Linked DNA regions of Homo sapiens: all the other regions are linked to region 1. A link is a loop called in an ENCODE intact Hi-C map of the cell type or tissue named here. Cell type or tissue: sigmoid colon. All regions are shown on one strand. Links, peaks and the distances in the headings refer to the core of each region. The heading gives the core; the rest is flanking DNA. Region 1 holds the start of LOC101927259 (a long non-coding RNA gene). Region 2 holds the start of MFSD8 (major facilitator superfamily domain containing 8). Region 3 has its middle 90 kb from the start of LINC03140. Region 4 has its middle 41 kb from the start of LINC02615.

The links. Peaks named below come from ENCODE experiments on the same cell type or tissue, not always from the same donor. Only the 100,000 strongest peaks of a DNase experiment are listed, where the experiment ranks them.
Region 2: it touches region 1 in a loop (5-fold over the local background); 2 of 110 quality-filtered maps call a loop at or near these places.
Region 3: it touches region 1 in a loop (3-fold over the local background); 2 of 110 quality-filtered maps call a loop at or near these places.
Region 4: it touches region 1 in a loop (5-fold over the local background); 13 of 110 quality-filtered maps call a loop at or near these places.

What each region holds. Positions count from the first base shown.
Region 1 is chr4:128,548,433-128,556,134 of GRCh38, forward strand. LOC101927259 (a long non-coding RNA gene) reads right to left here and starts at 5,121. Exons shown (of 3, transcript NR_187927.1): 1 at 4,930-5,121; 2 at 3,007-3,994; 3 at 460-823. RefSeq lists enhancers at 4,721-4,910, 4,931-5,000. In sigmoid colon, for the core only: no CTCF peak of the experiment used is centred there; a DNase peak (open chromatin) is centred at 4,819; H3K4me3 peaks cover 1,519 bases; H3K27ac peaks cover 643 bases.
Region 2 is chr4:127,961,587-127,969,288 of GRCh38, forward strand. It overlaps MFSD8 (major facilitator superfamily domain containing 8), which reads right to left and starts at 3,587. Exons shown (of 12, transcript NM_001371596.2): 1 at 3,486-3,587. The coding sequence starts at 3,547. It overlaps ABHD18 (abhydrolase domain containing 18), which reads left to right and starts at 3,820. Exons shown (of 13, transcript NM_001358451.3): 1 at 3,820-4,020. RefSeq lists silencers at 2,544-2,653, 2,764-2,893, 2,904-2,953, 4,074-4,303 and enhancers at 3,394-3,813, 3,404-4,019, 4,698-5,199, 5,200-5,699. In sigmoid colon, for the core only: a CTCF peak has its summit at 3,988 (motif pointing left); DNase peaks (open chromatin) are centred at 3,655 and 4,375; H3K4me3 peaks cover 2,681 bases; H3K27ac peaks cover 1,919 bases.
Region 3 is chr4:128,656,525-128,664,226 of GRCh38, forward strand. No RefSeq gene overlaps it. Among named protein-coding and RNA genes, the nearest start is that of LINC03140, 90 kb to the left of the region's middle. In sigmoid colon, for the core only: no CTCF peak of the experiment used is centred there; DNase peaks (open chromatin) are centred at 3,537 and 4,107; H3K27ac peaks cover 475 bases.
Region 4 is chr4:128,383,033-128,390,734 of GRCh38, forward strand. No RefSeq gene overlaps it. Among named protein-coding and RNA genes, the nearest start is that of LINC02615, 41 kb to the right of the region's middle. RefSeq lists an enhancer at 4,638-5,837. In sigmoid colon, for the core only: no CTCF peak of the experiment used is centred there; a DNase peak (open chromatin) is centred at 4,119; H3K27ac peaks cover 3,602 bases.

The sequences.
Region 1 (7,702 bases), core at 1,721-6,720:
TATTTGGACCTAATAATCACAATTTCTTAAGAAATGCTATTCAAAGATTCCTAGGGAAAAAAAACCCTATCATATATAATTTACTGAGATAATTTTGTTTAACTCAGCACTTGTCGGTTTAGCTTACATAATGCTGACCATACTTTTTAAGTGTAGGGGACATTTCCATAGATAAGAAGAGTAATTTATTCACAGATTCATAGGCATATAGTTCAACCTTTTCTCTATATTCCTAAGAAATTGATGACATGATGGCCTTGGGAGAGATAACTCAAAATTTGTATTCAAAAAAAAAAAAAATTAAAAAGTTAACCATTCCTAACAGGTCAATGAAATCAAACCAGAAGTCTTCATTTTTTGAGGAATGTACTTATTATTGTGGCTGACAGTGGGTCTCATTTTTCCATTTCACAAAATATGTATGTACGCTAATGTGAACTCCCATTTCCATCTTAAAACTGGAAATGAACGTAACTTTATTTCCCGATATCACAGGGCACTGACAAAATATTTCAAGAGCAGGAAATATTTGAAGTGATGATTATTATTTTAGTAGCATAAGGTCTCTTCTACTTCTAACAGTTAATTTTCATCACTTCCAGCTGAAGTTATAGATTTGCCCCCGTCCCCCCTTTTTTTTTTGATTGCTGCAGGTTTTTTTTTTCTTCAATAACGTGCTGGGGAGTCCATTTCTTATAGTAGCACCATCTTGGCTGCAGTGTGTGTCATTCTGCAAGCCCAGAGGGGTTCTTAAACTGAAACTTCCTTCTTGATAGCATTGCTGTCAAGAGTTCTGTCATCTCCTCTAATGAATGGAGTAAACCTGTGAGCATACACACCAATGAAAAATATATAAAGTCAGATCTGTGGTCCCAATATAATAGCAACAAAGATGATTAATTGTTTGTTTTAATGAGGTAACTGGTATTTAATAAGTTATTGATTTTTCTTAGCATCTTACTAAAATGCTTTGGAATGTGAACAAATCCTCCACTCATATAAGGCAGTATATAGATTAGGTATGAATTCATACATTGGGATTCTAGATGCTCTGTTATCTCAGGGCCAGGGCGTATTACCTGATTAGTATTGATTGCACTGTGGCCATCAGTGAATTCTCAAGGCATCGTTTTTAGTCAAGGAAGAATGTTCGGTGTGACCCTGAAATCACTTTGCAGCAGATCCAGAGAAAGTTAAGTTGTTGATGATTCAGTGCAAGTTGCTATGGCTTTAACTCATTGAACTGGATTTAATTTGTACCCATGGCTTCAATATTATTGTTATGCTCAGGAGATGTTCTCTGTTGATATTCTTTTACTTTGTTTTTCTTATACACTTTTCTCTGCCTGGTATAATTTTTCTCCTATTTTCTGCTTTGCAAACTCCTACTCACGCTCCAGGACCCAACTCAAAATTCATTACCTCTGTGCCCTTGTTCCTGATTCCCTTGGAAGATTTTGTCTCCTGGGTCTTCTCATCATCCTCAGTTGTAATGACACTTCATATAGAGTGATAAATGCCAGTAATTCAGTAATTATGTCTTTATATCTTCTCCCTCCTAAACCATGAGCTTCTTTTGGACAGGGCTGTAGATCATCTCTTACCATTGCTTATTCTTGTTGGAGCCCGCTATCCAAGAAGAAGGTTCACAGCTAGCTATGTGTAAATGCTTGCTGCTGTTACACATTTGGTGGATATTTCTTTTCAACACTCAGATTCTGAAACTTCTGGCCCCATAGGATGTAAATGGGCTTTCAAATCCTACGTGACCAGAAGTTTCAGAATCTGAGAAGTATGGGCACCAAGCACTTTGTGACTTCTCCACCACCACGATTTCTGTGGCTTGTGTGGGTCACACTCTGCTAAACACTTGAAATACAAAATCGCATTAATTTCTCACTATGGAGCAAGATCATTGTTATGTTCTCCATTTTACAGATAAACAAAGTGAGACAATAAATAATTTTTTTCAAGGTGACATCACTAGTAAATGGTGGGTCAGGGAGTCAAACCCCGGTCTGTCTGACTCCAAAGCTGTATCTACAAAGTGTACATGAGACACTCTGGAAAAGGCCCACCCAAACCAGGAGCCTGAAATTTCACCTGTAGAGATTAACTTTGAGGGGTCTTGAAGGCTTTACAGAAGCAGCAGGGATAAGAGGGTAGAAGTCATTAATGAAACACACCCAAATGAAATAGAGTATTCTAATACACCAGAAATAGTTGATGAACCCTCATACTTTAAGTTCTTTCCAACTAATTTCTTAACACAGAGCTGATAATTAGAAAAAATCTTTCCTTTAGGAATCATTCATATGGGAAAGAGACACAGAGCAGAGAGCCAACAAGGTGCCACAAGAAAGAGTGTCATAAAGGAAAGTTAAAAAATTTAAAAAATAAAACAAACAAAAACAAAATCCAAAAAGGAAAGTAGAAGACACTAAAGACCAACGGTGGAGGTTAATGGTGGGTGTGGGCAGTGGGAGCAGATCATGCTGGAACAGGCAATAAGAGGTGCACTGCCTATGAGAATTTAAAAACAACAAAACCCACTAAAAATCTGCTGTGGTGACCCTTAACAATGTCAGTGATAAAACACTCCTTCCCAAAAGGGTGGACCACTCCTGCCAAGCCCCACCTTGGTACACGCTGGTCCAACTCTAGGTTATGGGTCTCGGGATTACACCTGCTCTCCATACCAGAGAGAACTGCAGAAGCATCTGAATTCTGTTGTTTTTGCTTTTATAAAGACTCTAACCAGCACTGAGGTAATGGACTACTTTGAGTAGATCAAAATGAGGTGGGGAAATGTGATCCCCAGCTAGAACACTGTAGTGATTTCCTCTTGGTACTGTAATAAATCATCACAAACTTAGTGGCTTAAAACAACGCAATGTATTCTCTTACAGTTCTAGAGATCAGAAGTCTGAAAGGGTCTCATGAGGCTGAAATCAAGGCATTGGCAGGATGGCATTTTTATGGAGGCTGTAAGACCGATTTCCTTACCTTTTCCTGCATTTAGAGGCTGCCTGCATTCCTTGGCTTGTGTCCCCCTCCTTCATCTTCAAAGCCAGTGGTATAGCATCTTCCAGTCTCTCTCTGACTCTGACCCTCACTCTTCTGCTCCCTCTCATACTTATCAGGCCCCTTGTGATTCCGTTGGGCCACCTGGTAATCTCCCTATCTCAAAACCCTTAACTCAATCGTATCTGCAAAGTCACTTTTGCCATGTAAGGTGCTGTATGTACAGGTTCTGGGGAGTAAGAAGTAGACATCTTTGGGATGCATTTTTTCTACCTACAATAAGTGTGTTAGAGTGGAAATTAGAGATAAGGAGACTGAGTTCCAATCTCCACGCTGCCATTGAGGAGGAACGTGCCTTGAGGCAAATCTCAACTCCCGGGCCATTGTTTCCTCCTGGTCCCTATGTAGACCCCGTTAGGATATTCTCTTTGAGAAGTAATGCCTTTTCCTAAACACAGGGAGATATGGCTCCTGCTAATTAAAAGCCAGACCTGTTTTACACACTTACAAACGACACCCTAGCATTTGTTTAAGGCCACTTCTGAACCATGCCATTAGTCCTTCTAATGGCGTTTCTGCAGGTTCTCAGCTGATTTCTGCTTACCATCCTACATTTACTTACACCTTGCCTACAGAGCGTGTAAGTTTTCAATTTCTCATTTTAAATAGAGGACTCCAATTCTATAGCGTGGCTGATGCATTAAATATCCACAGCCAAATTGCTTAACGCCCAGGTTTTTTATCCCCTTCAAATTAAAGCTTTTAAAACACCCAGACTCCATGCTGGCTGAATGACATACACAGACTTTCTGCCGGCTCTGGGGGGCAGGCGATACTGGTTCCTGTCAAGTTCTAAATCTGGATGCTTTTTTATAGTGGAACAACTAAAAGGAATTGCTGCCTTATGATATATAACTACTACTTATTATAGATTGATCCATTTTGCAGCAGGGAGGTGGAAGGCAGGGAGCTGTAGGAAGAACAAGAACCAATCTTAGACCTGAGAGAAAGTAACCTTCTAATTGCCTTTTCCATGACAGCATCGTAAGCTTCTTTCTGGCAGCTTTATTTCACAGTGACCTGCCACACTGCTGTAATTTTCCTGGTGTCACTCATACAGGTTTAAAAAATGATTGGTTTTATGGCTTTTATTTGGGAATTTGTCAAGGTTTCACATTTGTAGAAGCCTTGAAGCAGTGGCCTAATAGTCCATAATTTGGTGTTTAAAGGGATATTGGTGGGTAACCTGCTTGGGCCCACAGGTGCCTACAGTGATCGCATCCTTATGCCTAGCGGGGAAATCTCCATAATTTCTGTTACGCTCCTGTAATCCTTTGCTGTCAGAAAACTCCATTCCAGGTTCCAGCGGACTCCAGTCATCCTGAGATGGGAGAAAACCTTTCAAGCTTTGTGATCAGGTTGATATTTAAAGCTAATTCTCATGAAATGTACTTCAGGTGTTCATAAACCCAGACTTGGGTCAGCGTATTCTGGCGATAGGGATTTACGTACTCCTTTTATGACTCACAGTCTGGAAATGAAAGTGCTGGACTCTGAGCTCTCTCTCTCTCTCTCTCTCTCTCTCTCTCTCTCTCTCTCTCTCCGTCTCTCTCTCTCTTCTAGGATCTCAACGCTGCCAACAGATGTTTTTAAAAGCCTCAGTTTCGAGGACTGTTTTGGCCTCCTGCCCCTGTGTGTACTCCTAGGTTTAATGAAAATTGGTGCCTCCGGAGCTCTCCTCCCGGGGGGGAGAGCAGCTCCTCTCGTGGTGCGGTTGCTTGTTCTCGCAGCCAGAACACACTGGGCCAGGGCTGTTGTGTGTAAACACACACACGCACACACACCTGCTTCATCCCGGCTCCCTTCTCTCCGAGTTGCCTGGGTTGGCCTCCATTTGGAGCCTACCTGCTGGTGTTTATCACAGTCGGTGTTTTCCCCCTTCCATGTTCCTCAGCAAAGCTGGTGCTTATCTGAGCAGCGGGCGATTTTTCTGAAGTGACCTCCGCCGAGCGGGAGATTTATGGTGGCGTTTGCTTTCATTATGTGTGGAGGCTGCCTCGTGAGCTCGCTGCGTGGCTGTCGGAGGAAGAGCAGAACGCTTCCCAGAATAAGCCTCCGGTATTATCTTTGAACATATGTTCTTGATTAAATGAGAAGAGGAAAGTCTCTTCGTTTTTTCCTATTTGGAGGTTAAAGTGGAGGGTTTCTCTAAAAACAGATTGCAGTAAATTGTGGGTTTATTTGAACAGTATGTCAACATTATTTACTCACGGTAAAAAAAAATCTCAAATTGATAGGTTTCTTTTAATTACCTCATCCTGAAAGCTGCTCTCAACAAACAGCAAATATTTCAGAAGCCATTTGGATAAGTCTGGAAATGTTGAATTATTGGAAACCTGCCGAGAATAATACCTTTGAAAATGTTTCCATAGTTCTGAGTATAAGAAAACTTGATTAGCAAACAGCTTGTCTCTGAGCAAACTGGGTATTGCCTTCTGTGATCTTGCTGGCCTCGTAAAAGATGGCTTGCAAGATTTTTGTGTAATACTGATCACACCACCCTGGAAAACAGGTACCTTTCTGGGGCTCGTTATTATTGTCTGTCACTCAGACTAGAGTGACCTTGTTTAACCCCACTACAATAATATCTTCCTCTTGAGTTCTGTCCAGGAAACACAAAAGCTAAATGAAAGAAGATTCAGTAATTGAGTTCTCAGCAAGTCCAAAGAGCTCTTCTAGCAAATCCAGGCCAAAACATATTTGACCAAAGAATGTTCTTTGACTTCATTGCTCGGTCTCAACTAGATGGAAAGATGGGCTGCTGGGCAGAATCATTCCTAGAGCCCAAACCTGTTTGAGGATGGGGTAATTTTCCTGGTGTCACTCATGCAGGTTTAAAGAATCTCAAAGCTCCTAACAGATGTTTAGGTGAATGAGGTAGCTGAGAGAAAGACAGAGACTCATATGTAAGCCAAGGACCCTTATACACATACACCCTTAGGCTCATGTTCTTCTGTAATTTTCTTTTGAGAATTGCTTGTGATGTTTGCCTTGTGTATGCATGCGTGTGTGTGTGTGTGTGTGTGTGTGTGTGTGTGTGTGTGTGTTGAAGGGATGGATGAGTTGGCAGGGGTAGGGGGTATGGGGCCTATAAATGAGAGATTGGGGTGGGTGGATTGGGGACCTACACACTATGATTCAGTGTGGGCCCCAGGTTCCCAGGGCACATCCCATACTTTGGGTAACATTTCCTGCACCAGCATATAAAACTGAGTTTACTCCTTGGGATACTTCTAAACTGAGTATCTCATTAAGAGTATTTCATCTGAAATGGGCATATGCAGGCTTGATTTTAGGACTGCTGTATAAGCTAGTAAAATGTACTAGTTGTTAATTATTGAAATATCCATTAGTTGGTAAATCACTGCATGAGACCCACTGAATACTCTACACCACCCCAAGTGTACCCTGGCCTTCACTTCTAGGACCTCCTCCCTGGCCTCCTCTAAATCCAGGAACTAAAGACTTAATGGCCAGCACTTTGGGGGACCTCCAGGGCCTGATTTGGCACTACAACTGGCCCTTGAACCTCATCGGCAGACAAGAATTCTGAATGTAGGCCCCGGGTATATGTACAATTGTCAGGAGCCTGAGCCTCAGAGCAATTCTCCTGGTGCCTGCCCAGATGTGGACCCTCAAGGCAGCCAGAGCTCCTAGCTCCCTTGACCATGGCTTGGGTTTATATAGAGGAGGTCAGGCAACAGAGACTTGCCAGGGCAGTGTTCCCGGTCATGCCAACAAAAATCACTTTTTAAAAGAAGTTCTGAGCCATTGGGAGATCAAAGCTTCTTTCTTTCTACCCTTGCAAGTCATTTCCTCCACATACCAGTGTGGAATCCAGCAGCCTTCACTGTGGAGACCAGTGCAGAAACAGAAGATGTAATTCTAGTCCCAGCTCCAGCACTTAATACCTCCATGACCTTGGGCAAGGGACTTAACCTCCTCACACTGCAGTTTTCTCATCTGTAGAGTATTGATGTTTGACTCAATTCCTTCCAGCTGTAATAACAAATAATTTTGAGTCCTTAAATTTATGTTTACTAGCCCATTCACCCACCCTGTCAATGGATATGCCAGTAATCTTCAAAAAGAAAGATATCATCTGCTAACAAATAATGTTTTGAACACAAGTTAAGGTAAGAATGATGCCAACTGTCCAGTGCAGTCTGAACAAGGGCACTGACATGCACAAGATGAGGCTGGCTTGCCCCCCTCCTGTTACCACATCAGTAAACACATATGAGCTCTCCAGCTGCACTCGGTTGATGGAGCATCACACTAATGGGGCCATGACCATTGATTCAATTCCTGCTCACTTAAAGATAATTTTAACCATCTTTAAAAAACATGTTGTGGCTTATAAAGGGCCCCTAAAAAGTAGGTTATTTTCCCTATTAATAATAACAGGTCAATGCAAATCCATTATTATTATTAGGGGAAATAATCTCAACATATAAGCATCAATTACATAAACTTCAAAATTAAGGTGACATTACATTATTAATGGTATGTATTTGGAATGTTTTTCATTCTTGACTCATTTTGAGTATTGGTAGCTATAATTTATACATTATAACATTTCTTTAAGATTTTCTTTGGTTTCTCAAATTGTAAATTT
Region 2 (7,702 bases), core at 1,746-6,745, 590 kb before region 1:
GGCGGATCACGAGGTCAGGAGATCGAGACCATCCTGGCTAACACGGTGAAACCCCGTCTCTACTAAAAATACAAAAAAAATTAGCCCGGCGTGGTGACGGGCGCCTGTAGTCCCAGCTACTCTACTCGGGAGGCTGAGGCAGAAGAATGGCGTGAACCCGGGAGGCGGAGCTTGCAGTGAGCCGAGATTGCGCCACTGCACTCCAGCCTGGGTGACAGAGCGAGACTCCGTCTCAAAAAAAAAAAAAAAAAAAAAGAATTTCTGAGTTCTGAGAAAACCAAATGTCATGAAGTCCACGCACTCAAGCTTATGCACTTAACTAGTAGGAAAGACATTTAGCTCTCAGTCAGAACTACCAGGTTGTAATGACACACAGTTACATTAAGCATAGATCCAGGGTTATCAAAGCTATAACAAACAAGAAGCCCCAAATTAAAGCTGGTGGAAAGAGTATGGTGACAGCAACAACAATAAAACAACTGTTGCTGCCAGATTTCAAAAACATGATGCAGAACAGTCTGCGAGGAAAACAGTCTGTCAGAAAAACTAAAAAGCAGACGTAAGTACTTAAAAAGTATAGCAACGGGCCTCAGAGCCTATTGAGACATTTGGGACTGTTTGCTTCTACACCAGCACTTTGGGAGGCTGAGGTGGGTGGATCACTTGAGGTCAGGAGTTCCAGATCAGCCTGGCCACCTGGTGAAACCCTGTCTTTACCAAAAATACAAAAATTAGCCGTGTCTGGTGGCCCACGTCTGTTAATCCCAGCTACTCCAGAAGCTGAGGCAGGAGAATCGCTTGAACCTGGGAGGCAGAGGTGGCAGTGAGCCAAAATCGCACCACTGCACTCCAGACTAGCCCACAGAGCAAGACCCCGTCTCAAAAAAAAGTATAGCAGTGTAGAATAAATTGGTATAGAAGCAACAGTCCCAAATGTCTCAATAGGCTCTGAGGACATCACTCTATTAAAATTCATATCAGCATCGATATTCATTTTAATGATCTCAAGATAAAATCAAGTAAAGATAAAACTGCACTCCAGGCTCACCACTGCACTCCAGACTAGGCCACAGAGCAAGACCCCGTCTCAAAAAAAAAGTATAGCAGTGTAAAATAAATTGGTATAGAAGCAAACAGTCCCAAATGTCTCAATAGGCTCTCAGGACATCACTCTACTAAAATTCATATCAGCATCTAAACTCATTTTAATGATCTCAAGATAAAATCAAGTAAAGATAAAACTGCATTGCATAAACTCTGTTTAGTAAATCGAGGACCAGAGAAATACATTTGCCAAAGGGTTTTGAGTTAGAGTGCTCACAAAAGGTTGGTGCTTAAGGGGAACAAATGAGTAAAAATTATTATGGTCATAGACAGCTGAAGTTTAACTGAATTTATTAATTTACCTGAGGTAATTATTATGTATATTTCAAATAAAATAGTAATTCCGTTTTCCTAAAGGTAAAAATACATTAGGTATACATTCCCGAGTCACTGCCCATAAACTAGGATCAGAACAACCAGAATTATAAGGATCAAAATACTGACGTTATTCCTTTAATGCCTTAAAATTAGTCTTTCTTTGTACATTTGGCATAGGACAAAGGCGAGCTCATTTTGGACAGATTTGTTAAACTATCAAGAGGTTGTCAGGCAATTAGGCAGCAGGTCATTACTAAGACCGATACCTTCAAGTATCTATTAAAACCATCATTTTGAAACTGTGAAATCTGGAAAGTGATCAGCTACAAAGGGCCAAATATGGAATGCAGAAGATACAGAATGTGGTGGCTTTGTGTCCGGGATTGGTGGGTTCTTGGTCTCACTGACTTCAAGAATGAAGCTGCGGACCCTCGCGGTGAGTGTTAACAGCTCTTAAGGTGGCACGTCTGGAGTTTGTTCCTTCTGATGCTCAGATGTGTTCAGAGTTTCTTCCTTCTGGTGGGTTCGTGGTCTCGCTGGCTCAAGAGCGAAGCTGCAGACCTTCGTGGTGAGTGTTACAACTCTTAAGGCGGCGCGTCTGGAGTTGTTCGTTCCTCCCCGTGGTCTCGCTGGCTTCAGGAGTGAAACTGCAGACCTTCGCGGTGAGTGTTACGGCTCATAAAAGCCGTATGGTCCCAAAGAGTGAGCAGTAGCAAGATTTATCGCAAAGAGCGAAAAAACAAAGCTTCCACACTGTGGAAAGGGACCTCAGCGGGTTGCCACTACTGGTGGGCAGCCTGCTTTTATTCTCTTATCTGGCCCCACCCACATCCTGCTGATTGGTAGAGCCGAGTAGTCTGTTTTGACAGGGCGCTGATTGGTGCGTTTACAATCCCTGAGCTAGACACAAAGGTTCTCCACGTCCCCACTAGATTAACTAGATACAGAGTGTTGACAGAAAGGTTCTCCAAGGCCCCACCAGAGTAGCTAGATACAGAGTGTCGACTGGTGCATTCACAAACCCTGAGCTAGACACAGGGTGCTGATTGGTGTGTTTACAAACCTTGAGCTAGATACAGAGTGCCGATTGGTGTAGTTACAATCCCTGAGCTAGACATAAACGTTCTCCACGTCTCCACCAGACTCAGGAGCCCAGCTGGCTTCGCCCAGTGGATCCCGCACCGGGGCTGCAGGTGGAGCTGCCTGCCAGTCCCGCGCCGTGCACCCGCACTCCTCAGCCCTTGGGTGGTCGATGGGACTAGGCACCGTGGAGTAGGGAGCGGCGCTCATCGGGGAGGCTCGGGCCGCACAGGAGCCCACGGAGTGGGTGGGAGGCTCAGGCATGGCGGGCTGCAGGTCCCGAGCCCTGCCCCGCGGGAAGGCAGCTAAGGCCCGGCGAGAAATCGAGCGCAGCGCCAGTGGGCTGGCACTGCTGGGGGACCCAGCACACCCTCCGCAGCCGCTGGCCCGGGTGCTAAGCCCCTCATTGCCCGGGGCCGGCAGGGCCGGCCTGCTGCTCCCAGTGCGGGGCCCGCCAAGCCCACGCCCACTCGGAACTCCAGCTGGCCCGCAAGCGCGGCGCGCAGCCCCGGTTCCCGCTCACGCCTCTCCCACCACACCTCCCTGCAAGCTGAGGGAGCCGGCTCCCACCTTGGCCAGCCCAGAAAGGGGCTCCCACAGTGCAGCGGTGGGCTGAAGGGCTCCTCAAGTGCCGCCAAAGTGGGAGCCCAGGCAGAGGAGGCCTGGAGAGCGAGCAAGGGCTGTGAGGACTGCCAGCACGCTGTCACCTCTCAGCTTGGGTGCTGCAACAGGCAAAGCAGCAGCCTGGGTTTCTCCAGCCCCGTCACTCGAACCCACGGGCTCATCACCGCACGGTGCGGCCAGACGCCCTTTCTCCTACGTTGGGAGCGAATCTCCTCGGCTCACACAACCCAGCCACCGGCTCCCACCGCGCTGGAACCCCTCTGGCAGCGAGGGTTTGTCCCAGTGCGGGTGACGCCCGGAAAGGAACCAGTCCCAACAGCGCAGGAGACTGAGGGGTCCCTCCACCAGGATCCGCTCACCTGCTTCCAGGTGTGTCGCCTAAGAGCGGCTCCTGTTCACTTTCGTTCCGCAGGCCGGCCATAGTTACACTCCCTACAAGGCGTCTTGCGCCCAACTCTCGCGACACCTGCTTTCTCCCATCCCGGGTGGCGTGAAGCTGGCAAAACAAGCCTGTAAGTGCGCGTGCGCACCTGACGGTCAGACGTAGGCGGAACGCCCCGAGGTCATAGGCGGGGTCACGCGGAAGGCCGGGCAGCGCAGGGCGAAAGGAGGCTGTGTCCTCAGCCTCCTCCCTCGGCACGCGCCTCCCATCCTGACGGGGACTGAGAGCCCAGGAGAGCTCGGGGCGTGTCCAAACTGCCGCGCCGCCCTGCTCCGGGTTTGTCTTCCTCCCTCCGTTTCTCCTTCCGCTGTATCTAGCATTTCGGTTCCTGGAAAGGTTACCGGAGCTGCGATTGGGGCTGGGACCAAAGTTGAGTCCTGGAAAGGGAGCCTGGAGAGCGGCGGTGCTGGGAGGCCCGGCCAGCTCGATCGCAGGCTTCCACCTGGCGGCCAGTAAGTAGCCGGTCCGGTTAAGTAGTAGGTGCGCTAAGAGCTCCCCGCGCCTCTTAGCGCGCCGTGTACGCGCCTGGAGGCAGGGACCGGGGACGCGGAGCTGGGCGGGAGACTCGCGGGTCAGGGACGCGGGGTGAGGCTGGGGGTGAGAGACAAGGCTGGAGTCCGTGGCGCGCTTCGGAGGGCTGAGATAATGGGGGCGAGCGCGCGGGCAGTCCCTTCCCCCCGTGAAAGGTAGAGGTGGCTTCCAGCTCTCTTCTCTAGCTCGGCTAAATGCAAAGGCGCCTTACCTGGAGGGCTTGTCAGAGCCAGGACTGAAGGTGGGATCTGCTGCTTGTAACCTGCAGGTCCCCGGATGCGCACCCCAACGGCGCCTGCGCCTACGGGGGCCTCAGCCTTGCAAAATGTCACTCAGCAGAGCCTGCTGCTGAAACGTGGGAGTTGAAAAAGGTACAGCACCTGCCTAGCAATGACCAGCTCCTTTCGTCACAAGGAAGATGACATTTTTAGAAAACATGTCATGGGTTTTCACTAGATCTCCATGTTTATTTCTTGGTGGTTATGTATTAACATCTTATCTCTACTATTAGGCTTGTAGGCTAGCTGGCGTCAGTAGTCATTCTGTGTCTCATAAATTACCGTTTTATTAGCGCCAGATACATTGTCATGTAATTTCATTTGATCACAAGTATCCTATGAGATAGGCGAAGCAGACACATTGCTAGTTTACTGAAAATTAAGATCCAGACAAGTTAACCCAGAGTCACTCTGTGTGGAAGTGGCAAAGTTGGAAACCAAACTTAATTTTTTTAAATTAATATTTATGAGCATTTACCCTATGCTAGGTCCTATACTAGTTACACAGTCATGTATGGTATATGCCATCACTTCTGATCTTTGTGTCATTTGTGACCTTGTGTGTATCAGCCAGGCGCAGTTCACTGGTGAACACCTAAACTTGAAACGTGCGGTCTGGGTGCGATGGTTCATGCCTGTAATCCCAGCACCTTGGGAGGCCAAGGCGGGCGGATCACGAGGTCAGGAGATCGAGACCATCCTGGCTAACACGGTGAAACCCCGTCTCTACTAAAAATACAAAAAAAAAAAAAAAAAAAAAAAAAAAAAAAAAAAAGCCGGGCGTGGTGGCGGGCGCCTATAGTCCCAGCTACTCGGGAGGCTGAGGCAGGAGAATCCCTTGAACCCGGGAGGCGGAGGCTGCAGTGAGCCGAGATCACGCCACTGCACTCCAGCCTGGGCAACAGAGTGAGATTCTGTCTCAAAAAAAAAAAAAAAACCAAAAACCTTGAAACGTGCTATTCAGAAATATCTTCTAAATCAAGACCTGATATTTTGTACTTGGATTCAGTCTTGCAGATTCATTTGTAACAGCTCACAAAAACAAGTCAGATTTGTATTATTGGTTCCAAAAAGACACATAGGTAGAAAAGTTAGTATTTTCTTGCCATAATGTCGCTTTATTATATTGTCTTTTTTAATTCCTGGGGGCTAGCAATGTATGGCACATATATAGTGGACAAGGGGATTTTTAACCAGTATAGCAGTAAGCAGAATGGCTCCTAGATAAATATATGTTGGATGAATGCTCATTGAATTACTTCATCTCATCCTTACAACAATCCTCTGAGGGGGGAATTGTCTCATGTGTACAAGGAAATGGAAGGCAGGGAGATTAAGTAACTTGCCTAGGATCATACTACTAACAAGCAACAGAGCTAGAATTCAAGAAATGCAGGACTCCTGATCCTAAGCCTGTGCTCTTTACCACCAGGCTTCTTATGGGAAAAAATGGCAAAGCGGCAAGAAGAATCTTTCCTTATATCTCATAAAAATATATAGTAGATATTCAGTTTTTATCTAAGTGAAATAATTGGCTATCATGTATCAGGGCAGATATTACTTTCTGTTTATAGGTTAAGGTGGCTTACTCAAGGTCACACAGCTGGTAGAGGAATCCCAGCCCTCTGACACTGCTCTTTTCCATTGGTGCCTCCAAGTGATGACTTCAGACCACAAAAGCATATGGAATGAGTACATATACAGCTGGTGAAATCTAAGTAAGCTTAGTGTATTGTACCAGTAGGAAAAAAAAAAAAAGAAAATGTCTCTTAGGAACACACACATAGCATCCAAAGTAAACATTTAAACATATATATATATGTAATTTTTTTTTATAAAGCCCATGGAAAAGAGGAGCTAAATTTGAAGAGATTAGATTATTTCCCGAATGTTTCACACAAGAATATGAGACTCCATTTGGTGCATTTCCTTAGGTGACTGCCCAGGATATTTACCCACACCCCTTTCAAACAAACAGCCGGGCGCGGTGGCTCACGCTTGTAATCCCAGCACTTTGGGAGGCCGAGGCGGGCGGATCACGAGGTCAGGAGGTCGAGACCACGGTGAAACCCCGTCTCTACTAAAAATACAAAAAAGTAGCCGGGCGTGGTGACGGGCGCCTGTAGTCCCAGCTACTCGGAGAGGCTGAGGCAGGAGAATGGGGTGAACCCGGGAGGCGGAGCTTGTAGTGAGCCGAGATTGCGCCACTGCACTACAGCCTGGGCGACAGAGCGAGACTCCGTCTCAAAAAATAAACAAACAAACATCCTATTTTCTTACTCTTGTTCAGTGTAAGAGTAAGGAATTATATTTGTTGAATTATATTTGTGAAGCTAGGGAAGTAGATTTTAACAGTGGATATCTGAGGTATCTAAACCCTTTCTTAGCTACTTAAACTTGTATAGACATTATTTAGAAGTGAAATTACAAGATAAAATTTAAAGTCTTCTTTTTTAGGTAAGGGAATAAGTTCTTGTACATGGTGATATTTTTTAAATTTTCATTTATGCCTTTGAGATATGTATCACCAATGTAAGGATAAAAGTCCAGAAAAAATTAGTATTGCATTGTTAAATGCTTAGGTACCCAAATGACAGGAAATAAAAGCACTAGATAGCATAATAAATGATGAGTGTCACTTTAGCAATAGAACTCATTTCTAGGAAAGACTTTTTAGTTCTTGGCACTGTACTAGAACTTCTATTTTTGTTTCCCTTTGCTTTTCCCTTTCACATTGATAACTGTGTCATTTTAGCTTGATATATACTTCAAAAATAGGTTCTATTTCTGCAGAAGCTCATTGTTGTCTGTCCAGCCTGAAGTGGGGACTTTTAAGTATCTGGCATGACTCCAGATGGTGCCTTATTTTGGTGATTTGGAGTTACGTTCACCCTGGGCTTGGATTTTTATCTGTTCATGGTGGCACTAGATACCCTGGACCCAGCCAACCCTGTCTAGAAAGACTTACGTGTTTAGAGAGTTCCACAAAAACTGTCTTTTATGTTGTTCTTGGAGCTGAAATGGGATTTAAGAAGATTTGTATGACCCCAAACCCCAGAACCAAATTTATACTAACCTATATGTGCGTTTGATTTACTTTCTTTTCCTCATTTATTAGTTGTTTATTAGTAGGTAAATATAGTAAGGAATATGCTGTGTCTAAGTTTGGAGTGCTGACTTTTGTGGCCTGTTATGCAGGGAATTAAAGTGATTTGGGAAGGTTTTCTTTTTTTCTTTTTTCTTTTTTTTTTTTTTGAGACGGACTTTTGCTCTCGTTGCCCAGGCTGGAGTGCAATGGTGCAATATCAGCTCACTGCAACCTCCA
Region 3 (7,702 bases), core at 1,128-6,127, 110 kb after region 1:
AGGTTTTATCTTTAAATGATCTCCTTATCCCTGACTTAATTTGAATGATGTTTTAGATCAAATTCATATATAATGAATGGTGACTATGTTGATCTGGTCCTGCTCGTTTTTACAGGTTTAGGGTCTTACAGAATACATAAAGCTCATAAGGGGGACTTAAAATGATTTGGGGAGACAGACAGACAGATAGATATATGGATAGATGGATAGGTGTATGAAAAACCAGATGAAAGAATGGATAGATGGGTTGCTTCTCTACTCCAAAAATAAAATAAGAAAAGAAAAATATTACGTAGTCATTTCTGTACTGATACTAATTTAATCTATTTCAGAAAGAAGGTCATATTTTCTTTCAATTTAAATAATGCAAATGCAAATAAATATAAATTAAATTGTGATAACGATTGTTATCATGGCAAAAAATTAAAATGCCTATCTCGAGGCATCTTTTGCCTTTAAGTGCTACTTTTCTCTTACTCTTGGAGGCTCAGTGGTGATTAATGATATTCTTCACACTCTCAAAGGCTTTCTTTAGGAACCCTTTCCCAGTGACCCCACAAGAAGACAAGGCTTCACCAGCTACGGAGGACATATGGTTTAAAGATCCTCAATTACTCTAAGGTAGTCACAGGCTGTGAACAAAATTTCTGTCATATTCCTGTAATGCCTTTTATAGGGAGAAGCAGGGAAATCCAGATTAGAATATAGTTTTCCTGGTGAGATTTGATGAGGTTTATAATTGTCTGAGAGTTTGGTTCCTATAGCTCCTAGACCCCTAAGGTTTTAATTATCAAATATTTGATTCAACCTTGAAAATAAGAACCTTTGAAAGAAAAGCAACACTTCCCTCCTTTGAAAAGCCTATATTGACCTTGCACCTCTATCTAGCAGCTGCCCTAGTACTGTAGCAGTTAACCCTAGTCACCACCATCCTTCTTGAACTTGACTCCTCCCCTAGCTTGTATGACTTTACTCTCTTTTTGTTCACCTCTCAAACCACTCCTTCTCAGAGTCCACTGCTGGGTCCCATCCATTGTCCACCCTTAAACGTTGACTTTCTTCAGCCCTCCTCAATTCTCACTCTGTACCCACTCCCCTGGTTTTAATTCTCACTGCTACACTGGTAACTCCTGACTCTATATATCTAGTCTTGATCTCGCCTCAGCTCCAGACCCATAGATTCGAGTGACTACAGGGTATCTACATTGGAGTGCCCATATGTAAACTCCCACTGTGCATCCTGTTTCTTGGGTATTAGACACTTTCCACTGTACTGTATGCCTGGAATTTGAAAGTCATCCTCTCTGAGCTCAATTACCAGTAGACATTAAACATCTCAGCGCTTATCTTATGGCAGCCATTGTGCTCGACTGGGAGATACAGAAATGAAAAAGACATTTTCTACCATGAAGAAACTTTTACTGTAAGGAGAGAAGAGGAAAAGCAAACAAAAAAAGGCAAACAAAGGCAGAGCAGGAGTGATATTGAAGAAGGAAAACCCTGTAAGTAGAAGGAGGAGAAGAGAGTAATCCTGAGTGAGGATTGAAGAAGAGACAGCAGCAAACTGGGCCTTGAAAGATGAATAGAAACTTCCTCCATAAAAATGGGGTAGTGGGAAGGGAGATAGTCCAAAAGGCAGGGAAAAGATGACCAGAAAAGCAGGGCGTGATTGCACAGCTCATTTCATTCATTCATTCCCCTAATTGGAGCTCAAAAACTGTCCTAAGCTCAGAGGAAAGGGAAAAATATGATGTGCCAACAGCAGTGTGTGTGTGCTGTGTAGTGGTGGGGTGTGTGTGCGCGTGTGTGTGTTGGGGAAGTCAAGGGGCATATGGTTGAAGAAACTAGAAAAGTAAGTTGGGGCCAGCCCTGAAAGCAGATGTTTGTTTCATTCACTTGAATGAAATGTACTTTGTACTTCCTGTGAGAAGGATAGGCCACTAAATTTCAGGGCTGATATTCACTTATGTATTTACAAAATAATACAAGTTGACATCAAGTTAAAAATATACTACCACGTGACTTCCTGCCATACACCAGAGAAATTCATAGCGGTAAAGTAAGTATTTAGTGAGCCAACATGTTGTGGATCTTTTTCCAAGCCTCATTGCTTTCCTGGCCAGCTCTGGACAAAAAGGCAAGTCAGGTTAAGAAGAAGAAAAATAGAACAGGGAGAAGGAAAAGGGGAAGGGGGAGAAGGGAGAAGGAGGGGAGAAGGGAGAAGGAGGGGAGAAGGGGGAAGAGAAGGGGGAAGAAGAGGAGTGGGGCAGGAAAAGGAGGAAGAGAGAGCCAAAACAAGAACAAAAAGAACAAGAACAAGAAGACCAGGCTGGGTACGGTGGCTCATGCCTGTAATCCCAGCACTTTAGGAGGCCGAGGCGGGCGGATCACCTGAGGCCAGGAGTTTGAGACCAGTCTGACCAACATGGAGAAACCCCATCTCCAAAATACAAAAATTAGCTAGGCATGGTGGTGCGCACCTGTAATTGCAGCTACTGGATGGGGGGTGGGGAGCGGGGGTGGTAGTGAGCACTGAGGCAGGAGAATCACCTGAACCTGGGAGATGGAGGCTGCACTGAGCCGAGATCGTGCCACTGCACTCCCGCCTGGGCAACAGAGCGAGACTCCTTCTCAAAAAAATAAATAAATAAAAAGGACAAGAACACCAACAACACTATTGATCATGTAGAATGCTCCTGGCCGGGCGCGGTGACTCATGCCTGTAATCCCAGCACTTTGGTAGGTTGCAGTGAGCCAAGACCATGCCACTGCACTCCAGCCTGGCGACAGAGCGAGACTCTGTCTCAAAAGACAAAAAAAAAAAAAAAAAAAAAAAAGAGAATGCTCCCATATTGAGACATTCTTAGCATGAAAAGGAATGCGGATTGAAAAAACTGGTTTTAATGGGCCCTATGTACATTGAAGTCTCACAACAGCTTATAGAGACAACATGGAAGTATGAAAACTTTTTTAAACCCAGACTGTGTTACTAGTTCTGAAACAGAAGCTATGTTTTACAAAGATAGATGATATATAATGTCTAAAAGGATCAGGCTTAAGAAGGGAACAGGCTAATGCAGACAGTGGTTGGCTTCCATGAGGAATGGGAAAACCATGGTGATAGAGCTCTGTGTTTGGTTAGTGTCATCTGAAGAGCAAGAAGAAAATGAACCAGAATTTGGGCTTCCAGGAGTTGCTGCTCAAGGGGATCAGAGCCACATCTGTGTGAAATGGCAGCTGGTGGCAAAGCAAAGTCATTTTCCTTTATTATGATAAGTAGTTGTGTAACACACAGGAGTGTACACCTTCCATCCATAGTATTAGAATTGGTTTATCTGGGTCGGGTGTGGTGGCTTACACCTGTAATCCCAGCACTTTGGAGGGCCATGGCAGGAGGATCGCTGGAGATCAGACGTTTGAAACTAGCCTGGGGCACATAGTGAGACCTTGTCTCTACTAAAAATAAAAAATATATATATAGCCAGGTGTGGTGGTGCGTGCCTGTAGTCCCAACTACTCAAGAGGCTGAGCCAGGAAGATTGCTTGAGCTCAGGAGGTGAAGCCTGCAGTCAGCCATGATCGTGCCACTGTACTCCAGCCTAGGTGACAGAGTGAGACCCTGTCTCAAAAAAAAGAAAAAAAAAAAGAATTGGTTTATCTGAACAACCTGTTAATGTGTTTGAATTGAAAAAGAAATTGTACTTATAGGCTCTATAAATGAATAAACTTGCACCTCAAAGGGTTCGTGGGGATTTATAAGGAAGGCTTGGGAATTCAAGAAAGAAACAGTGATATTAACATGGTGTACTTAAAGGATATGAAAACCAAGGGAAGTTGCCAGATTCAAGAGGAACTACTCTGTGTTCTATCCAAGCTGAACATTCCATTTTTACAAGGACTCCTTTGTTGTCATGTTTATACACAGACTAATAAATGCTTGACCTTTTTTAGTGATGAAGGAACAGTCTGTGCCTCAGGAGCATATTATTTCAAGAAGCACAAATGAAGAGAAAGTCCAAACCCTCTGGGACAGATGGACTAAATATTTTGGTATTGGAACCACATGGGGAAAGGCAGCAGTTGGGAAACAGAAACAGAGGCCTGATAAGGGAACCTGGAAACAGCATCAATCTTCTCAGAAGTTTCCAAGGACTCCAGATATGCAGGGAACTGGACACCAAGCTCACGTGAGGAAGGAATCAAAGTGAATGAAACATTGATCTTGAAGTTAGTAAAATGCAGTAAGTGAGGAAAATATCTGTGTTCTTGTGAAAGAGTTGATTTCTCAACTTTGGGGTTCTGTATAAAAATGACTAATATTCATCAAGCATTGGCTTTCTACTTAGAACAGAGTGTTTATATGAATTAACTTATGTAATCATCACATCAGTCTTATGATGCAGGCACTGTTCTTACTGCACCCACCTTTTTTCTTATATAGACAGAGAGGTAAGTAACCTCCCAGAGTCACAGAATGTTAGAGTGACTTTGACCGCGTTTATGTAGTCTCATGCCTGAGCTCACACTCTTGTGCCTCCCAGGGACTTTAGCAATCACCTAACTCTGATTTGCTTCCCTCCCCTCCTTACCCCAGCTTTCTCCCTCACTCCCTATTCTAAACAATTAAGAGTGAACTCAAGAGCATCCAAGGACCTGTGTAGTTGCCTTGAAATACCCCAAATATTTGTGTGTCTTAGGAATGACAAATCCCTGGTAATCATTACAATAATGATGTGGTATTATTATGAAGTATTTCATTAGTACTTATTCAATGGTGTTTCTAACATTGTATGGTTAAGTATCACCTCAAGAGTGAAGAATAATAATTGATGATAATGATCACGGGAAGCTGATATTTTAACTTTTGGTTCAAAAAGCCTTTACTTTGGAGAACCAGAGACCAATGATGAAATGTGATGTTCCAATTACAGGGCTGAAACCACAGGTATCTGAAATGCAGTGGAAAAAAACAATGAGAATGTGAGGGCCCTAGGTAACATGAAGCGATTGGTCTCGCTGTTGGGCATAATGAACTCCTACCTGCACTCAGTGCCACATGATGCAGAGTTTATGGTGCCTCTGAGACTGTTCGTAAAGAGAGGCGTTGTGTGGGACTGATAACAGCTCTGCTCAAGGACAGCAATGATGTCTGCCACATCCTTGGAGTTGGGAATTACCTGGCCTCGTTACCTCCTCCCCACTCCTCCCCACCCCAGGAATCTGGATGCTCAAGGCTTGACTATTTCCTCCATTCTCCCCTCACTCAAGCCCCGTGTTCAGAAGCAATCAGATAAACTCATTCATTCTGAAAAGTTTAATGTGTGACTCTTCCAAGGACAGTTTGTTTTAACAGAAAATCAAGTTTCAGAACAAATGTCCAACAGGTCCCAAATTTAACTCACTATACTCAAGAGTGTGAAAATCAAAAAAGTAAATTTTTGTTTCCCATGAAAGATCTAATCTTAACTCTCTGGCCTTCCCACACTGGGTGCTATGAAGAAAAACTCCTAAAATTGCTATTTAAAGCCATCTCAGTCTTTTCTATCTTAAGATAGTCTTAATTGGAGCAATCATCTAATCACTTACAATTTACCTCTTTTAGTTTTCTGTTGTTGCAAAAAAAAAACAAAAACAAAAACAAAAAAGCACACATACTTAGTGGCTTGAAACAACATGAATTTATTATCTTATCCTTCTATAGTTCAGAAGTCCAAAATGGGTCTCTTTAGGCTAAAATCAGATGTCAGCAGGGCTATGTCTCTTTCTGGAGGCTCTAGGGGATAATCCATTTCTGTGCACTGTCCAGATTCCAGAGGCCCCTCATATTCCTTGGTTTATGGTCCTTTCCTGCATCTTCAAAACCAGCAACAGTGTGTAGAGTTCTCACATCTCTCCTCTCTGAACGGACTCTTCCACATTTAAGGACTCTTGTGATTATACTGAGTCTACCCGGACAATCCAGGTTAGTCTCCTTATTTTAAAGTCAGCTGATTAGCAATCTTAACTCCATCAATTACCTTTTTTTTTTTTTTTTTTTTTTGAGACAGGGTCTCTTTGTATCACCCAGGCTGGAGTACAGTGGTACCTGGCTAATTTTTTGTAGAGACAGGGTTTCACCATGTTGCCCAGGCTGATCCTAAACTCCTGGGCTTAAGAGATCCTCCCACTTCAGCCTCCCACAGTGGGATTACAGGCAAGAGTCACTGTGCTTGGCTTTCCATCAGCAATTTTAATTGCCCTTTATCCCGTATGGTAATTTTTCACAGGTTATAGGTATTAGGATGTGGACATATTTGGAGGTCATGACTCTGCCTACCACACCAGCTTTTCTAACTTCTTTCTTCCCCTCCTGCTGCTCCTTCTCAAAATAGTGCATGGGTACATGAAGGTAGAGGAGAGAGGGCCTCAGACTCAACGGTTGTTTGTTCTCTGGATCCTTGCTGGTTTCTACTACTGCGATGGGCTTATTTCTGGTTGGGCTGGATCCCACTGATGAAATCTGTGACAGATGAATTTTTGTTTATTATAATTACTTTACGCTACATAACTAACCACCTCAAAACTTAGTGGGTTAAACGATCATTTTGACAATGAAAACAATTACATCTCATGATTTTGTGGATTGACTGGGCTCTGCTGGGCAAATTTTCTGTTCCACAAGATGGAGTGGATGTCACTCATATGGCTGTATTCAGCTGGGAGCTTGCCTGGGGCTAGAACATCCAAGCTGGACCCCTCCAGGGTCTTTTTCCTCACATCCTCTTACCATTCAGGAGTGTAACCTGTTTCTTCACATCACAGTAACTGGCTTCCAAGAGAACAAAAGTAAAATCTGCCAGGCTATGTCCTCAAACCAACATAACATCACTTCTGCCACAATCTTTTGGTCAAAACAAGGTGCAGTGTCAGCCAGATTCAAGGGGAAGGAAAACAGACTCCTTGTCTTCATACATCTAGGTAGAAGAGGAAATGGTAGCAGCTGTATTTGCGGGCAAACTGCCAGATAACCTGTTTCAATCTTAGCTTGGTCAGGCCTGAGGCACTGACTTTGTGACACCTGAGTGTCAGTCACTTCCCTAGCCTAGGTGGCGTGCCCTGCAGCCCTATGCCCAAGTCTCTTTCCTTCTCTCATGGCAAACTCAGGCCAGCCTCATTATCTACGTTCTGCAGCCCCAGAACTGGCAGGAACTCCTGGGCACTTTGGGTGTTCAGGCTGCTGAAGGAAGCTTAGGAATGCCAACTTAGTCTTCTCCAGTTGGAGACTGTGCTGTGCCACCATTTTTATTCTGCTCATGAGGCTTCTTGGTCCAGTGGAGCCACCAAGCGTGGTGGTCTCCTCCAGCAGTTACAGTGGGAGATACAGCTTGCCTGCTAATGAGCTACAGGAATCATGGATTTCCTGGTTAGAAGAGTGGAGTATAAACTCTCTCCGCTTTTGGATTTCTCCTCAACCCATCTCATTGCTCTTTCCTCCAGGATTTTGTCCCAGAAGGTCAGATCAGAACATCCATGCTAACTGCTTAATTTTCATAGTTTTCCGAGACAAAAGGACCTTTTTCCCCTGCCCCTTTCTACCTGATAGAGGCTTTTCTCAGGTTATAACTCCTTTTTAAAAGGTAGCATTTGTCTGGTCCATTAAGCTGCTGGGGATGATAATGGGAGACGAGGGGGATTACAAATAAAATAGTTTAATGTTTTCAAA
Region 4 (7,702 bases), core at 1,196-6,195, 170 kb before region 1:
GCTTGGTGGCTCATGCCTGTAATCCCAGCACTTTGGGAGGCCAAGGTGGGCGGATCACTTGAGGCCAGGAGTTTGAGACCAGCCTGACCAACATGGTGAAACCCCGTCTCTACTAAAAATACAAAAAAATTAGCTGGGCATGGTGGCTAACACCTGTAATCCCAGCTGCTTGGTATGCTGAGGCAGGAGAATTGCTTGAACCCAGGCAGCAGAGGTTGCAGTAAGCCAAGATGGTGCCACTGCACTCCAGCTTGGGTGACGGAGTGAGTGAGACTCCATCTCAAAAAAAAAAAAAAAAAAGGGATTACACTTGAACAGAAATAGAACCAGAGACAGGCCAAATCAGAAGATAGAGCCACAAAATTATTGACCCAGTACCACAGGATTAATTGATATAATTGCTTTGAGGCCAGGTGTGGGGGATCATCCCAGCACTTTTTGAGGCCAGGGCAGGACCGCTTGAGGCAAGGTGTTCAAGACCAGCCTGGGCAACACAGCAAGACCTTGTCTCTGACAAAAACATAAAAAATTAGCTGGGCATAGTGGTGCCTGCGTGTAGTCTTAGCTACTTAGGAGGCTAAGGTGGGAGAATTGCTTGAGCCCGGAAGGTTGAGGCTGAAGTAAGCCATGATTGTGTCACTGTCTTCCAGCCTGGGCAACAGAGTGAGACCCCATCTCTAAAAATAAATAAATAAATAAATAAATAACAAAATAAAAAATTAGCCAGATGTGGTAGTGGGTGGCCTGTAGTCCCAGCTACTTGGGGGACTCAAGTAGGAGGATCTCTTCAGCCCAAGAGTTTGAGGCTGCAGTGGGCTATGATTGTACCACTGCATACCAGCCAGGGTGACAGAGTGAGACCCTAATTCTAAAACAACAACAACAACAAAAATTTTGAATTGAATGGATGGGTTTTGCCCTCTCATTTTAGATCCCATTCTTTTTTTCACTGAATATTTATTGAGTGCCTATTATTTGCCAGTTCTGCTAAGTGCTGAGGACATTAAGATGATAAGGCACTGGCCCTTTCCTTGTAGGAGCTATCATGTAGATAGTAAGGGAGACAGACATTGTGAAAAAGGATAATTAGACCACAATATCTTCCATGCCATCATTGAGGTATGAAGAGAATGCAGTGCGACCCAGAAGATGGAGTGACTGACTTGTCCTAGGAAAGTCAGGGAAGGAGGGAACCCTGGGGCTGGGATTTAAGCATAAGGAGTTTACTCATTTGCTGAAGTTTTGTTTCCCAGATTTTAGTTTGATCACACTACCTCATAAATGTTAGAAAACATCTTCTGGCCAAATATGGTCTCAGCATTTGTTCTTTTGGTTCTGCAATTAGTGACAGACCATAGTACCATAGTAGCATCTCTGGAATGTTCTTCTGAGCCGAAGAATTTAAAAGATGTCATACATAATCAGAGATAAACTGCATTCTTGAGGCTTAGCAGATAAATGCTCCAATTTGTTAAGAAGTTTTATGGGAGACTTTCATTTTGGCCACCCAGTATTTACTTCCTGTGGCAATAACGCCATGTTAAACAAATTATGAATGGGAAAGATGATCATTCTGAAATGGGAATGTAGAAGCTCTAGGTCTGGGCCAGATGGATAGAAGCTGCTGTCACTTGGTGTTGGGAATGATTTGGACTCTGCACACACAGTTGGGATTCCCTTCAAGGTTATTGGACTACCTTAGACCAGAGGTTTGGCTTGATGGTTATGTCACCATCACCAGCGGGAAGGGCAGCATGGTGGCACCGTCTCTCAGTGGCCTTCCCGACGCCTCCAATGCGATTTCTGTTCATCTTTAAAGAAATAAAGTCTGATTTAGAGCTTTGTATTTCTTTCTTAGTGTTCGTTATAAAAGTGACCATTAAATATGAGGTTTTAGTGACTAAAACAGTTGGAGGCTACAGCTGGGCTGACAGCTTTAGTGGAGAGTTTATTTTCTTTCTTTTTTTCCCTCCTGCCTGGCTTCAGCTTTAAATTAGATTGTAATAATCATAACAAAGCTTCTCCCTGCCCTTAGTTGAAAGCACATTGCAGACCTGAACTCTTTCTGAGACTTTATTTATGACGGAATCCCACACCATTTTAGAGCTTTCATCTTCCATGTGCTCAGCATTTTATGGGTCTCCGTTTTCTGTAGCATTTCTGAAACCATGGTTCAAAACAATGTCAATTCCCTCAGGCACCAGAAAGATCTAGGAAGAGTGTGTCCCGCTCTCCTCATTGTTTGCATAGATGTGTTGACACTGTCATTGTGTTAACTCTGGAATACACAGTAAAGTGGGTTAGTTAAGGCTTTAACTAACTTTGACTAGTATGGCTTTGCAGCCTTATTTCCTGGGTATATTCCCAACTTAGGTACTTATTAGCTGTGTGACCTTAGATACCTTAGCAAACGTTTCTGTATTACATCTTCCTAGTTGTGAAGAGAGAACAATGGTAGCACTGACCTCCAAGAGTGGTTGCGAGGATTAAACGAGTACTTTCAGCACTTGGAAGAATTCTTTGCAGCAGTAAGTGCTTAACAAATGTGAGTTGTTGGTATTATCCCAGAAGTTCATGAATTGATGAAACTGGATGGTCGAGTAGTCATAAAATAATCCTCCTTTACTTGGTCTGCTTGTTTGTGCTTGCTAATGGTATGGTTAGAAGATTTTAAAGGTTAGACAACCACAGTCAATTGGTGGCTACACTGAATTATCATTTCCTGGAGACAGCAGGAGGCAGTGTAGTTTAGCTGTTAAGAGCATTGGGTTTGGAGTCAGAAAGCCTAGTCGAGCATCAGTTCTGTTTCTTACATGGCCTCTTAGTGGCTCAGTTCCCTCATCTGTAAAATGGAGCTAATTCCTCACAAGACCTTTTGCAAGAAAAATGTATGTGAATGTCTGGAGCACACATTAAATACTCAAAAAAGTTGTTGTGGGTGAGGGGAGGAGTGAGGGGAAGAGAGATTGATTTAAGGTCAGATCTGTTTGTTTATCATGAGTTCCCTGGTAACAAGCAATGGAGATGGGAGTTTGCTCAGAGCCGTCAGCATCCAGCTGTGAAAGGGAAACACTCAGGCTCTTTTAACTTTGAGAATGTTGACATAAATTACAAAACCAAGAAGGACAAATGGCAATTTGCTGCTGTCAGTATTATAAACATCAGTGTGAGGGTGGACAGTTTAGCTCAGATGAGTCATTCCGGGTCTGTCCTGTCTTGTCCAGAAGCTTCACTTGCATAAGATGGGGTACCATTGGCAGAGGAAAGAAGCAAGCTAAGGACCCAGTCTGTCTTCTTACTGCTGGAAATAGTGGCAGTGGCTGGGCTGTCCCAGGGTTTATTCACTGTTACAAGGTTCTGAAACTTTAGGGGGTATAAAACTCAAGTGGGGAACTTGTTAAAAGGGCACCTTCCAAAGCCTTATTCACAAACATTTCAATTCAGTAGGTTGTTGGTAGGGCCCAGGAATCTGCTTGTTTTCTGGCTCTCTAGGTACTTCTAACACAGGTGCTTAGAAACTACACTTTGAAAAAGACAATTCCAGTGAGATTGGGCAGAGTAAAGTTTCCGTGTAGGAGGAGCTGCCTCTGCCAGGCTTTTCCCCAGCATTATGGTTTGCTTCTAAAAAGGAAGCAAACAACCAGAAAACAAAAAAGCCAAATTTGCTTTATTTTGAGTCAAAGCACCACTTAATAACTTGTGTCAATTGTTTCTCACAACACTGCATGAAAGACTTAATATTAATTCCATTTGACATTAGAGGAGTCGGGGACTTTTGGTGCAAGCATGAATTAGAGGCAAACATTGCACAGGTTCTTCAGTTTGTCTCCAGCCATCTGGGTATTGCTAAACACATCTGTTTCTTCTCTTGGAGAGGATGCCCCAGTGTTGTCACATGATTTAAATTATGGCAAGAGTGGAGGTTCCGTTTGTCCACTTCCCTGGTTTGCAGGGATGGCTCGGGGGAGCCTTGCTTTGCCGTGACTGGCATTCATCCAGGGCCCGGGCATTTAACTCTGAATTTTGATTTGGGCATTTGCCTGGTGTGATATTCTGCCAGGGCCTTCCCAGTCTGTTCTCTGCTGTTTTGCTCCTGAAGATTTATGGCTAATGAAGGGATAAAGAAAGGTCGTGGCGAGAGGCGGCAGCATGTGGTGGTGACTCATGGTCTGGGCCTGGTGTGGAGCCAGTTTGGGTGGAACGCTCCACTGGCTGCTGTGCCTGTTTTCACGTGGCTCTTTGCCACAGCCCTGCAGGAGGCAGTTTCTTGCCTGTCTCTGGTCAGAGAGGCCTGGTGATTCTGCCTGTCTCCTGCTGTTATGGACTCAGGTCAGGGCACTAAAGCCTGGCGGCCTTTTGACAAACAGTCTCACAAATGGGAGCTCAGGAGACAGTGGGATGGGCCGGTCCTGGGAAGGGCTCCAAAGCCACTCCAACGTGGGGGACACAGTAGCAGCATGGGCCGAAGGAAGTCAAGTGAAGCTACTAGCAGGACAGGGTTTCTCAGCCTTGGCACTGTTGACATTTTGGACAAGATAATTCTTTATTGCGGGGCTGCACTGTGCATTGTAGGATGGTGAGTGGCATCCCTGGCCCCTACTCACTAGAGGTTAGTAGCCCCACAGCCCCTCTCAGTTAATGCAACCAGCAAAATCACCCCTGGTTGAGAACCACTGTGGTAGGTTGGGTTCCAGGCATGTGGCCAGGGTTAAGAAGATCCATCCACCATCCTGTTTTTATTGAGTACTTACCACGTGGCAGGCATTCTTTGCATTCATTATCTCATTTAATCCCCATAACAACCCTAAGATGAAGGAACTCTATTGCTCCCATTTTCTGGATAAGAAAACTGAAGTTTATAAAAGTAACTTGCCCAAGGTCACATAGTGTGGGGCTCATATATGTGTCAGATGCCCTTTCCTCACCCTGTGGCCATATGTAATGAAGCCATAATATGGAAGCCTGGGAGAAAAGCTGCAATGCGTGACAACAGCTGGCATGTAGTGTAAGGGGGTGCTGCCTGTTGAGCTCCAGGGCTGAGATTGAGGAGTCTAATTACAAACCCTGTGGAGATAGTTAAGGGCTTACATGAACTTGAATACCAGGTGGATGATTCAGATAGAGATGGAGCTACTGGAAATGCCATGTAGGTTGGGGGTTGGTTGCAGGTAAACTTTTACCTATGCCCAACTGTTGTCCCTCACTTGTTCATGACACTGGATCCCCTGAGATATGACTCCTGATGTGAGCCCAAATGTGCTTTTTCCACTTCAAATACTGCTCATTGGACTGGGGTCTCTCACCCCAACCTCCATTCCTCCTTAGGGACCAGCCCTTCTCTTGCCTGAATCTTAGCTTCTTCCACTGACACCACGCTGCCTTGGGTTGGGACATGCCTGAGCTATGACATGTACATTGAAATGACTAGACAACACGAGGTTGCTCGTCACCTCTGGCACAGTAAAGACCCTGGGACATGACAACTGAAGCTGGTGTGATCTCCAGTGCATGTAAAATACTTGTAGTTTATAGGAACTGATGATTCTGAATTGAATGCCAATCCTTGGGAAGGTTTTTAAAAGGAAAGATCAGAGTTTCTGATATTGTGGTTTCCTCAATATCAAAGGCACCAGGTGGAGGTGAGAAAGATGTTACCTGAAATCCAGGTGAGCCTCTTCAATGGGCTTTTTAAGGATGTTTTCCCATTAGTGGGGCAGGACAGGTTTTGGAGTGCATGATTACTTTGTAGTCTGGCTGATATCTAGAACCAAATGGGCTTCAATTTGGAAAATGACATTCACAGATAGCATTAGCTTGAATTACATGGATTTCTCCTCTATTTACACCCAATTAATTAGCACTTAAACACATGTGCAATGTGAATACTGGGAATACCTTTGCAAAAAGGAAAATTCTGACTGAGTTGCAAAGCCTGCTTGGGACCTGCAATTGTTTGGGGGGTCCTACTGCTCATGGACCTGATAGACGCTGATGTCCCACAGAGCCTTCTCAGTGTGACATTTTGCTCAGCACAGTCACTATGCAGGTTTTAGCATTTCTGCAAGACTGTGAAATAATCTCTGTGATTCCCCTGTGTTCTTAATCCCTTTTGCTCTTCTGTGGTGGTCTTGCCCTTTCTCAAGAATATTATCGTTGGTACTTGTTGGTTCAAGGGGGTGTCATTTGAAGGAACATCATATAATATAGCAAGACTGCTCTCTGGAAATTTTTTGCTTTTGCTCACTCTGTTTTTATTCTTATTTTGAATACTAGAAAAATAATATATGTTTATGGAAGATGAATTAGAAAATACAAATAATCAACAAAGAAAAAAGAGGAAAAAATTACCTTGTAATCATGCAACCCAGATATAGCCATTATTAACATTTTGGTTATGTCCTTGTGTTTTTGTTTCACTTTTAACAAAAGGAGAGGATAGAAGAAATTATCAGAACACATGTGGCATTTTTTTAGTAGAATTTTAAAAAATGCTTCAAAAAACCTTTTGATTTATTGGCAAATAGGTCCTGATGACTGTCAATGATGTACACAGTTTTGGAAATATACTAAGAAATGCCATATTAGTCTCCTTGCTGATAAAGGGTATATCTATAAGAGAAGTGTGTGTGTGTGTGTGTGTGTGTGTGTGTGTGTGTGTGTGTGTGTATGTAAATGAACTCTCTGTGGCTCCTGAAAAAGAAATTCTGTTCTGGATTTGTTGACTCACTGCCAAGCTCTGCTGCAGGCAGGGAGCAGATTCTAAGTTATTCAAGCCAAATATTTTCGCCCTCATGGTTTATTGGCTACTGTGACAGACTTCTCCTCACACCTCACCTCCTCACTGGCACGTGGACATATCAGGCATTTTGTTCATTTTGCTTCTCGATCTCTCCCTATTTCTTTCAATTACTCCTTAGCATTTCTTGAATTTATACGAGTACCACCCCAACTCGCTAATACACGTTAGAAATACCCAGACACTTCCTTCTTGAGGTCGCTGCAGGAATCCACCGTCTCCCTCTAAGACTTTGTTCATGTGTGAGCCTCCTTAGGGCTCCTAAGCTGTTATGAGGGAGCAGCTCCTCTCAGGGAGGGAGCACCACTCACCTTCATTCATTCACAGTCACTCAGAATAACACTGTTTCCTTTCCATGCCCAACATGAGATCAGGGTGTATGACTGAACTCAAGGTTCATCACACCCTTAGGGGGACAGGCTTGGGGGGATGAGAGAGAGAGAGGAACTGTGCTGCTTCAGTGAAGAACTCCTCACTCTCCTGGGTAAAAGAGAATTTTGTACAGGCTGTCATGACCAGTAAGCTATTGCTGAGAAGATGCATCCTAGGATGATAGTTTTAAAAAGTTAAAAAAAGAAATGTTTAGCTCCAGTTGGCAAAAAAAACTAGACACAGGAAAAGATAGTGTAGCCTGCTTTAAAGGATCACAAAGTATGAAGGAGACTGGATGGGTAAGGGCTTTATATGAAGAGCTTGCTTTCCAGCTCCATGGTGTTTCCCTCCTTCTGCTTTCAGTGTTTTTGGTGTGTTGTTTGAAATGTTTGGAAAAGATCCTAAGTCAAAATGAGGCTAACGGTAATTGCTTTCTAAGTTCCAAGCGCTGTTGTAAGCACTGATCATGTAGTCACTAATTTAAACCCTACAACAACCTCAGGGGAGGATCCATCGCCACTGTTTTACAGACGT